2 separate regions of the Homo sapiens genome follow, and region 2 is linked to region 1. A link is an interaction called in ENCODE POLR2A ChIA-PET data of the cell type or tissue named here. Cell type or tissue: Panc1. All regions are shown on one strand.

What was found. Peaks named below come from ENCODE experiments on the same cell type or tissue, not always from the same donor. Only the 100,000 strongest peaks of a DNase experiment are listed, where the experiment ranks them.
Region 2: POLR2A ChIA-PET joins it to region 1 with 20 read pairs; 2 of 35 experiments call an interaction of 5 or more read pairs at or near these places.

What each region holds. Positions count from the first base shown.
Region 1 is chr5:159,202,420-159,207,419 of GRCh38, reverse strand. It overlaps RNF145 (ring finger protein 145), which reads left to right. Exons shown (of 11, transcript NM_001199383.2): 2 at 3,764-3,986. The coding sequence starts at 3,803. Among named protein-coding and RNA genes, the nearest start is that of RNF145, 4.6 kb to the left of the region's middle. In Panc1, no CTCF peak of the experiment used is centred here; no DNase peak of the experiment used is centred here; H3K4me3 peaks cover 1,475 bases; H3K27ac peaks cover 1,907 bases.
Region 2 is chr5:157,748,004-157,753,003 of GRCh38, reverse strand. It overlaps LSM11 (LSM11, U7 small nuclear RNA associated), which reads right to left. Exons shown (of 4, transcript NM_173491.4): 2 at 1,475-1,614. Among named protein-coding and RNA genes, the nearest start is that of LSM11, 6.8 kb to the right of the region's middle. In Panc1, no CTCF peak of the experiment used is centred here; no DNase peak of the experiment used is centred here.

The sequences.
Region 1 (5,000 bases):
TGAATAGTTTTAAGTTGGGTCACGTGTCATTCTTGTTTTTTCTTTGTCTTTTTAAAAAAAAGTTTAGGAGGTGTATTTTTGAAGAACTCAAATAAGAGAAATAAAAAATCACATTTTTCATTTCTCTTATTTGACATAGTTCTTCAGAGATTAGCTGTGACTGTAAAAACCTACATTTTTCTTATTCAGGACGATTTGTTTGGTTTCTTCATATTCAAAACTAAAATCCCGTATTTTCAGGAAAGTGTAGAATGAAGCCCCCTGTGTTTTCTAACCCACAAATTTGAATGGTAAACTGTACAGCATTATACTTCTACAAGACATTACTGTTTTCATAATTACGGATTGCTGCTTCTAAGCCTGAGAAGGTCATTTAATGAACTCATTGAGGTCTCCTTTTTGGTTAGCATTTGTTGCACCTCTTGTGGTTTTTGGAAAGAAATGCCTTTTTTTTTTTTGGTTTGTTTTTAGCTGTTTTACTGTGTAAAACATCTTTGAGTCACATTTAGTTTATGTTACCTGCAGACACATCATGTTGGATATTACTTTCCCAGTTCTTTTCAAAGTTCAAGGAGGACATTTTAAAATCTTGCATGGAAGATAAAACAGTATAGGAAGTTTATGTATTTGGCTTTGGGTGTGTTAAACCTTTCGGTTTTTTCTGCTTTCAGCTCTCCTGCTTATTTTCTAGGATTATTTGGTATTATTTTGTTTTCAAGAGAATATTGAGCTCCCCTGTACTTTAGGATATGCTGATTAGCCCTGTTTGACAATAAATCTGGAACAGGATAAATTAGGCAACATTATAAAGGTATTCTCTAGATCAGGAGAGAAGGCTCCATTTTACTTCGTGTTTGTATGATATAGTGATTTGGCAGGTGTGAGTAATTGCAAGTACTTGCAAAGAAGATGAATATTTTAAAGTTTTGTTTTGATGTTGGTTTAGTGTGTGGTGCTAAAGTGTAGTGTAAAGTACCTATTTGTATTGATAACTATCATGTGCTCTTTTACTTTAGAAGGGTTCAAAGTGATAAGGTTTTGAAATTTTTTTCTCTTTGATTTTCCATGTATTAAATTTGTTTCGTCAGTGCCTTTATACATGACCAGCTTGCCACTGACTTGCTAAAATAACATTCACGTATAGAAATAAATGCAACATTTAGTTTCGTTTATTTGGGCGTATTTAATTCTATCCAAAGTCCTTGTTAAAAACATTTCAGTCTCGAGTTGACTATGTAGTAGAGGGGGATCTTGGATATTGTTTTTTATTGACAGCTTTCGGGACCCGGTATTTTCTCTTTATAGAAATAGAAATGTGTCCTGTTTTCTGTTTCTTATTATATTTGTTAGGCAGGAGTGGTGGGTGGAAATAAAGAGGGAACATGTACCATTCTGCTAATGGACTTTTGTAATAGAGATGATCCTCTGTACGGATTAGGGAGTTTTTCTTCCCTAGCAGATCTTGATTTCTAAAGCAGGATTAGTTATTTGTTTAGTTTAAATTTTCTTCTTTACCCGTTTAGGAGCCACAGTAAATGGTGAAAATGGGCACATTTTAAAATAGCAAAGCATTGAAAAAAGAGAAAGGTTCCAAATCAAATGAAATAAATATGGGCTACAAGTGTTAAATCAGTAATAGCTCCTCCCTCTCTTGTTACTTATAAAAACAGAGTAATGATTTATATTGGATTCCAGAATATAGAAAAATAGTTACTTTTCGATGGCAGTATAAAGACTGTCAGTAATACTGTCATCTCAGTACGTGGTGATTTTCAAATATGGTGGCTGGTGGTTTGTGAGAAGATCTATTCAATATTACTTTGAAATAAATTCCCAAGAGGGTATTGGGTTATCAGTTTGCTCACCAAAGTAAGTCTTTCCACTGTAATTCCTGAAGTTATCTAGATGGCTTATACACATTAAAATGCATTAAACTCTTTACCAACAATTTCTGTGAATGTTTTGGTGTATTTTTTCCTGGGATTAGAAAAAATAATAATATCATGGGCTTTGAGAAATTTAGATTCCTCAGTGGTTGGTTTGCAATAAATATTAAAGGTTAGAGATTTTATTTTTCAGTGCATTTTTCCTTCTTAGGACATGATATTTAGTTCTGATTTTCACAATAATATTTTTTCTTATGTAGGAAAATTATGAAAATGATCTTGTTCATGTGAAATAATCAGAATTGCAGTACTTATCTATAAAAATGTTAAATCTATATTATTGGCAGGCTATATATATAAAACATTTGGGTTATGGGAATGGTTGATATATGATTATTGAAAAGCTTTTATTGATAGTGTGCCAAGTTGGGTTGCCTTTAGCTTTTTGACTATCTGAACTAGGAAGCTATGAAAATTGGAGGGTAAGATGGAAATACTGACAAATATTTAACCATAGCATAGCAATCTGTCACTATAATTTTCTGCAGAAATAAATGTTTTCGTTTGTCCTGTAATGTCTGAAATTACTGCTAAAGCTGGAAATGTGTTTAGCTTTCTCAGCAAAATTCTTAAAAGGATATTGTCAGAGCCAACAATCCAGAATTATCTTTACTCTTTAAATTGTTCTTTACCCACTTTTGTTTGCTTTTTTTTTTTTTTTTTTTTTTTTGAGACGGAGTCTAGCTCAGTTGCCTAGGCTGGAGTGCAGTATTGTGATCTCTGCTCACTGCAACCTCTGCATCCCAGGTTCAAGCAATTCTTCTGCCCTAGCCTCCTGAGTAGCTGGGACTACAGGTGTGCACCACCATGCCCGGCTAATTTTTGTATTTTTAGTACAGACGGAGTTTCACCATATTGGCTAGGCTGGTCTCGAACTCGTGACCTCATGATCTGCCTGCTTCGGCTTCCCAAAGTGCTGGGATTACAGGCGTGTGCCACTGCGCCCGGCCTTGTTTGCCCTATTTTATATTTTTTTGGATTAATTTGAAGTTCTACCATATAAAGCAGTATGGCATTGAATTGTCCCTTTAAATAGTAAATTGTCCTGATAACTGCCTTTCATTTCCTCCTCCCCCTGCCCCCCCCCACTACTTATCATGGTCTGTGCAGAGACAGGGGCTGCAGACTCAATGCCTGGCGTCTTCCATGTGCCTGCTTATCTGTGTATCAAGGGAAGAATTTGATGAACACTTGAAGGCAGATTATGGGAATTTTAGACCATATTTAACTTTAAAGATTCAAGGAAATGATATTGTAAATAATGTTCCCTCTACCTGTATCTACATCATGAGTTCTCTGGATTGTAAATTTAGCACTTCAATTTTGATTGTAAGTGAATAAGGAAAAGCATAGAGTACAAGATGCTGCAAACTAAACGTGCAGTTATCAAGTTTTTATTGAATTGCTTAGGCTTTTTCATAGAGTAAATATTCAAAATTCACCCTCTTATGAGCTACATAAATCATAGTTTTATTGGAGTGAGTGAATTTTTCAAGTTAATTTTATACAAGTTACAGTAGTCTTACAGAGTGTTTTGTTCCTAGATTTGGAGTTAGTGGCCTTTTAAAAAATTAGTTTTGAGGCCAGAACATTTAATCAGAATTATAAGATTGGACAGAACTGAATGGGTCAATGTGAAAACACAATACAGAGGTTATTTTATGAATATCTAAAAATAGTAGTTGTGGCTGAGAAGTAGTATACGTTCTCACATAGTTTTGTACAGTGTGTGACAACCTATTAGATTCGTGAAAGGGTATCTAAAAGCGATTTGTGTTGACTTTTTATTTTTATATATTGTGTCTTCTGAATTTTAGGTCTTCTCCAAGAAAAAAAAAAAGAAAAAAAAAAACAACATGGCTGCAAAGGAGAAACTGGAGGCAGTGTTAAATGTGGCCCTGAGGGTGCCAAGCATCATGCTGTTGGATGTCCTGTACAGATGGGATGTCAGCTCCTTTTTCCAGCAGATCCAAAGAAGTAGCCTTAGTAATAACCCTCTTTTCCAGTATAAGTATTTGGCTCTTAATATGCATTATGTAGGTGAGTGTCTACATCACATTTTCTAATCTTCTAGTGAGCATTCTGATTTATGTCTTAGTATCTTTTTGAATTTGGGTAAAATGAAGTTCATTTTCATTAAGATGATAGTGATATAGTTATTGATGAGTGTTTATGAATCTTGATAGTTTTGTCTTATCATTGCACATGAATTATTAAGGCTACAAGAAAGTAAGCAGTATTGGATTTATTTTACTGGATAAAACTGGAAGGCAGAAGAAAACATTCTAGATTTTAATATGATGAAATATAAACAATGAGAAATACTTTTAGAGACATTTGGCCCCTTCTAATTTGTCCTTGTTTTGGGGTTTGGTAGTAATTCAGAAAGTAAGCTTTTTAAAATGCAACATTCTTTATTGTTCCCTGAGATAAACGAAAACATTAACATCAGCTGAAGATAAAGTGTTCAGTTAAATGAAATTTGGGAAATGATACTATAATACTTTGTTCCATAAAAAAAATCCTCCTGGAACTATAATTTTTTTTTTTTTTGCTTGAATCCCCTTTCAAGAAAAATGGAACTATCATTGATATGCTATGGGGTTAGTGGTAAAAATAATGATAAGAGATTGAAGAAATTAAAGTCAAGAAATACAAGCATGAAACAGATAAAATTTACCTAGAATAAAAATCATGATCCTTACTTTTTAGGTTTTGGTTTATTTGTAATGTATATAGCAATATATTTTATTAATGTTGTGATTGCAGAGTTCCAGACATGGTTTGAATGGTACTATAGTGGTTTTGCTAATATTTTATTATTAGAGTTGCCTGTCACAAAATATATCTTTTATAAAGTCATGAAGAGTTGTCCTGTCTCTCTGAGATTTATTTTTATCACTTTCTGGGTTCTAAAACTTAGCCCTGAGAACGTTCCCCTTACATCCCTAAGAGGTAAGCTGTTGTGGAAAGAAGTATGATGTAGTAGAAGAGATGGTGCACTAGAAACAAAACGTTTCGGTTCAGTAAACTCATCTTTTGTGGATAGCACTA
Region 2 (5,000 bases), 1.5 Mb after region 1:
ATAGCAGGTACTCAATATATGTTAGCAGCTACTGTTCTTATCCAGGAGGATGCGTGGATGGGGATAAAGCACAGGGAAAAGGAAAGTTGGAGATAGAAGACCATATGGAAAAGAAACACCAGAAAGCTCTGGTGGTTCTTTTTTTTTTTTTTTTTTTTTTGACAGAGTCTCGCTCTGCCACCCAGGCTGGAGTGCAGTGGCATGATCTCGGCTCACTGCAACCTCCGCCTCCCAGCTTCAAGTGATTCTCCTCCCTCAGCCTCCTGAGTAGCTGGGATTACAAGCTTGTGCCACCATGTCTGGCTAATTTTGTATTTTTAGTAGAGATGGGGGTTTCCCTATGTTGGCCAGGCTGGTCTTGAACTCCTGGCCTCAGGCGATCCGCCTGCCTCGGCCTTCCAAAGTGCTGGGATTACAGGTGTGAACCACCGCGTGCAGCCTAGTAGTTCTTAACTACCTCAAATTATAGTTGTGCTATTACATATCCCTTCTCTCCTACAAATGTCTAGAAAAAAAGTAAGCCTCTAGAAGGCTAGGAAGTGTGGCACACTCCCTCATTATAAAACCACCATGTGGCCGGGCGCAGTGGCTCATGCCTGTAATCCCAGCACTTTGGGAGGCTGAGGCAGGCGGATTACCTGAGGTCTGGAGTTCAAGACCAGCCTGGCCAACATGGTGAAACCCTGTCTCTACTAAAAATACAAAAATCAGCTGGGCATGGTGGCAGGGGCCTGTAATCCCAGCTACTCAGGAGGCGGAGGTTGCAGTGAGCTGAGATTGTGCCACTGCACTCCAGCCTGGGTGACAAGAGCAAAACACTGTCTCAAAAAAAAAAAAAAAAGACATCATGCAAAATGCTTTGTTTACTGATGTCTGCTTCACCTCTATCCTTATTTACCTTCCCATGTACTGTAAAGTGCAAGTTCCTTTCTGAAACTTTTGCACCTAGCATGGGGTTCAGCCAAAATGGGAAGTCAATAAATGTTTTTCTTAATTAATGAAAGAATGGTTGGTAGAAAATCAACTAAAAATTACTAAACCGATAAAATAATTGGTCCTTAAGGCTGGGTTTCTCAACCCTGGCACTAAGGACTTTTCAGATTGGATAATTCTTTGTTGTTGAGGGACTATCTTGTGTGTTGTAGACTGTTTAGCTGCAACCCTGGCCTCTACCAATTAGATGCCAGTAGTACCCTCTCCTATAGTGGTGACAATAAAATGTCCCCAGACATTGATGAATGTTCCTGGGAGTGAAGGAAGAACAAAATTACCTTGGTTAAGAGCCACTGCCTTAAGGAGAAGGAAGCAATAAAAAGACCTTTTCTTGTTGTTGCCCAAAAGTATGCAAAAATTCTAGTTCTTCTAAGAAGTTATTTTTTGGGTTTTACTTAATGCAGTTACTCAGGTCCTTTAAATATTATAGAAGATATAATCTGTAGGAGGTTCTCCAGCCCCTTGAGAAAGGCTTAATTACCATATTCCAGAACTTGTCGAATGCAACAAGGAAGCCTGTACAGACGCCCCGAAGTCCCTTGAAAGTGCGGATGTGAACATTCACCTTCACCCCCTCACGGATACAGCGATGGAGTTCACCCAGAGGGCTGCCTTCGTGCACTGAAACAAGAGAAGAACAGTCAGGACAGTTTTAATATCTGCCCTCATTCCCAGAATTAAGCCACGACCACCCAACTTCGGCCAGCAACATGTGGCCCATGGTAGAGTGACAATCTCACTATTGGAACAGGAAGGTCCAATGGGCAACATGGCTCGTACGGCCAACACACACTGACACAAGACTAGATTCCAACAGAATGTGGATCATCCATATGTATGAATATCAGCCAAATGTTTCACTACCGGTATATCTCTTATTCCACGATGTCACTGATTTTAACATGCACTATCACTTAACTTTTGGGGTTGGCCGGGCGTGGTGGCTCACGTCTGTAATCCCAGCACTTTGGGATGCTGAGGTGGGCGGATCACCTGAGGTCAGGAGTTTGAGATCAGCCTGGCCAACATGGTGAAACCCCATCTCCACTAAAAATACAAAAATTAGCCAGGCATGGTGGCCCATGCCTGTAATCTCAGCTACTCAGGAGGCTGAGGCAGGAGAATGGCTTGAACCCAGGAGGTGGAAGTTGCAGTGAGCCGAGATCGCACCATTGCACTCCAGCCTGGGCAACAGAGCAAGACTCCATCTTGAGAAACACACACACACACGGGCACGCAAACATTAAATGTATACATTAACAGCGAGATCCTTCTCAATTCTGTGCCTTAAGACAATTCATGAATCACATATCCAGCTTGAGTCTTCCAAAAAAACAAAAACCTTGTTTACATGTTCAAAGGAAACAAACTGCACTCTGCCCTTAAACATGTACAATCCTGTCAGAAAGAAAGGCCTTTGACCCCACCAAAGCTACTCCATGCACAAGCTTTCTGGACTCACTGGTGTTTCTGGGAGGAAAAGCACTGGTTCTGGCCCAAGCCCTGACAGTGTAAAAGGCACCTGGCTGAGTATCTGGCTCCTATGACACTACTAATAAGCATCATGTGAAGAGAGCAGGATAATGACTCATAGGAAGAATATTGAGACTATAAATTTCAGCTTTTATTATGAAGGATTCTCAGAGCGTGGGAGGAAAGATGAATTTTATTTTTATTATTTCATGTTAACTCAGCTCTCACAATATGCTGGCTATGGTATATAAAACCTCCCAAAAGAAAGCCGTACACATTCTTTTTTCCTGAGACAGGGTCTCACTGTCACCCAGGCTGGAGTGCAGTGGCACAATCACAGCTCACTCCAGCCTTGACCTCCCTGGCTCAAGCGATCCCCCTAGCTCAACCCACTGAGTAGCTGGGACTACAGGCACGCACTACGCACCCCCAATCTCTCTCTCTTTCTCGTGCGTACACAGTCTCACTCTTTCCCAAGTTTGCAACGCAAAATTCTGTAGAAAGTTTATTTTTGGTCAGGTCTTAGAAGTCTGGATATATAGAGTATTTGGCATTGACAGTAGACAAATGAAAAATCTCTCCTGCTTTGTTTCTAGTGACATAAAGGAGAACAACAGTCCTGCACTTCAGTTTGGATAACTAAATTGGTTCCTCCTGAAGCCACCTTATCCCTCTGTCATGGATTGGCTTATAAATGATGGCTGTGATAAATTAATAAAAGATTCTTAGAAGAAAATGACTTAGCAGACTAGCAGGAGTTTATGTCAGATTAACGGTGTGAGAATAACTCGGAGTTGGAAGCGACACGAAGCAGTGACTTTGGAAAAGACCATGAGAATTCTGGTCTGACCATCATCATTTACCTCTCTTCTAGCAGTATTTTAAAGTCCTTTGTACATTTGCTAGCTAAGGGTGTGTATGGGTGTGTGGGTGTGTGTGTGTGTGTGTGCGCGCGTGCGCGCGCGTGTATATGTGTTATAGGCCATATTAAATCAAGCATTCAAGCATTGTAAACAATTTTCAGGTCATTATAACTAGTTGTGTGAACCTGATGAATAACTTTTTCTTTAAGTTCCAAATTTCCTCATTCATAAAATGAGGTTAAGATAGTTAACTTGTAGATTTATTTCAGGACTAAGTCCCAATAACTCAATTTCTTAGAAACTGATCACATGCTTGCATTATTTCTTTTCCTACACATACATATATACTGCCCCCTGCCCTATGATGTATGTTTATACAAAGAGTGGAAAGACTATTTTTTTCTAACTTGGAAAAAAACAGGGACATTACTTCTTTCCCACACCTCCAAAAATAGAAAGGGCAAGCAGGTATCTTAGCAACAGTCTCTTACTCTAATTAAATAGATGGCAAATTCAGGTCTTTCAATTGGTCTTTCTCAAACGTGTACCTTTAATTTTTTTCTTCCAAAGATTTAATAAGGTGTAATTCCAGGAAGCATTGCTCTCCTTGTATCCTTGTGTGATCAAAAGTACGACACTAGCACCACCTATCAGAGCAAACCGCCAAGGCAAAAATGAGCTCCCCATTCTGAATCAGAGTGCACATTCTCTTTCCAGCCGTCTCTGTGGCAAGCTCCAAATGGATATGAGTCAGGTTTCTATGACCAAATATGACAAAAAAGCATATGCCTTATCTTTGGAGAAAGTTACTCTTCCAATCCCCTTCTCTATTGCCACATCCTTCCAGATCCAGGTCATTTTCAGCTCCACTCTTCCTTCTCCTGCTACATGTAAATTATACCATCACAGCCTGATTTTAAAATAACTGTTCTCAATCATGCCCTTCTTTAAAGACCTAAAACTTGCCTCTTACAGTAACTCTTGTTTTCCTTAGAAAGAAATATTTAATAGGAATGTAGGAACAGAAGCCACGTCTGCGTCTCAGGTGGCGGCAAAACAAGATGGTGGATCCCCGTGCCATGACCCCCAGATGCAGGGCTTATATGCTACAGGGAAAGGGTGATTCAGAAGGGATGTGTAGGACAATTGAAGTAAGATAACGTCAAGGTTGTTCTCATGTAAGGACAGGAATTACAGTAAGTACATGCTCTTACACAAGAAACAACAGATAAATTGGAAATCTTAGAGGCCTTCCCAGAACTGGGTTTAATCAGAAGTCAACATGGTGGACTGGCATTCAAGATGGAGTTGCTTTAGCCTCCACAACTACCTATTCAAAGATTTAAGGACAAAACTGTATCTACATATATATCTCCAAATATACAAAGTTATTAGCTCATTAGGGCAAAGGCAGCTCCCCAGATTCCATAACCTATTAAGGGCCCAGAGAAATGAAACCACAAACTGTAACAGTCACCTTATGAGTCTGCAATGGAAAAATATTTTCTCTTTTCTCTGAAAATAGTTTTAGTTGCCATTCTATAGAAGGGTGCCATGACAGATTGAAAGTACAATGTTTGAATCAGTGACCCGGCAAAGGCACATCAGTGTCTTCCCTATTGTGATGCTATGTCAAACTGGCCTAAACACACACACACACACACACACACA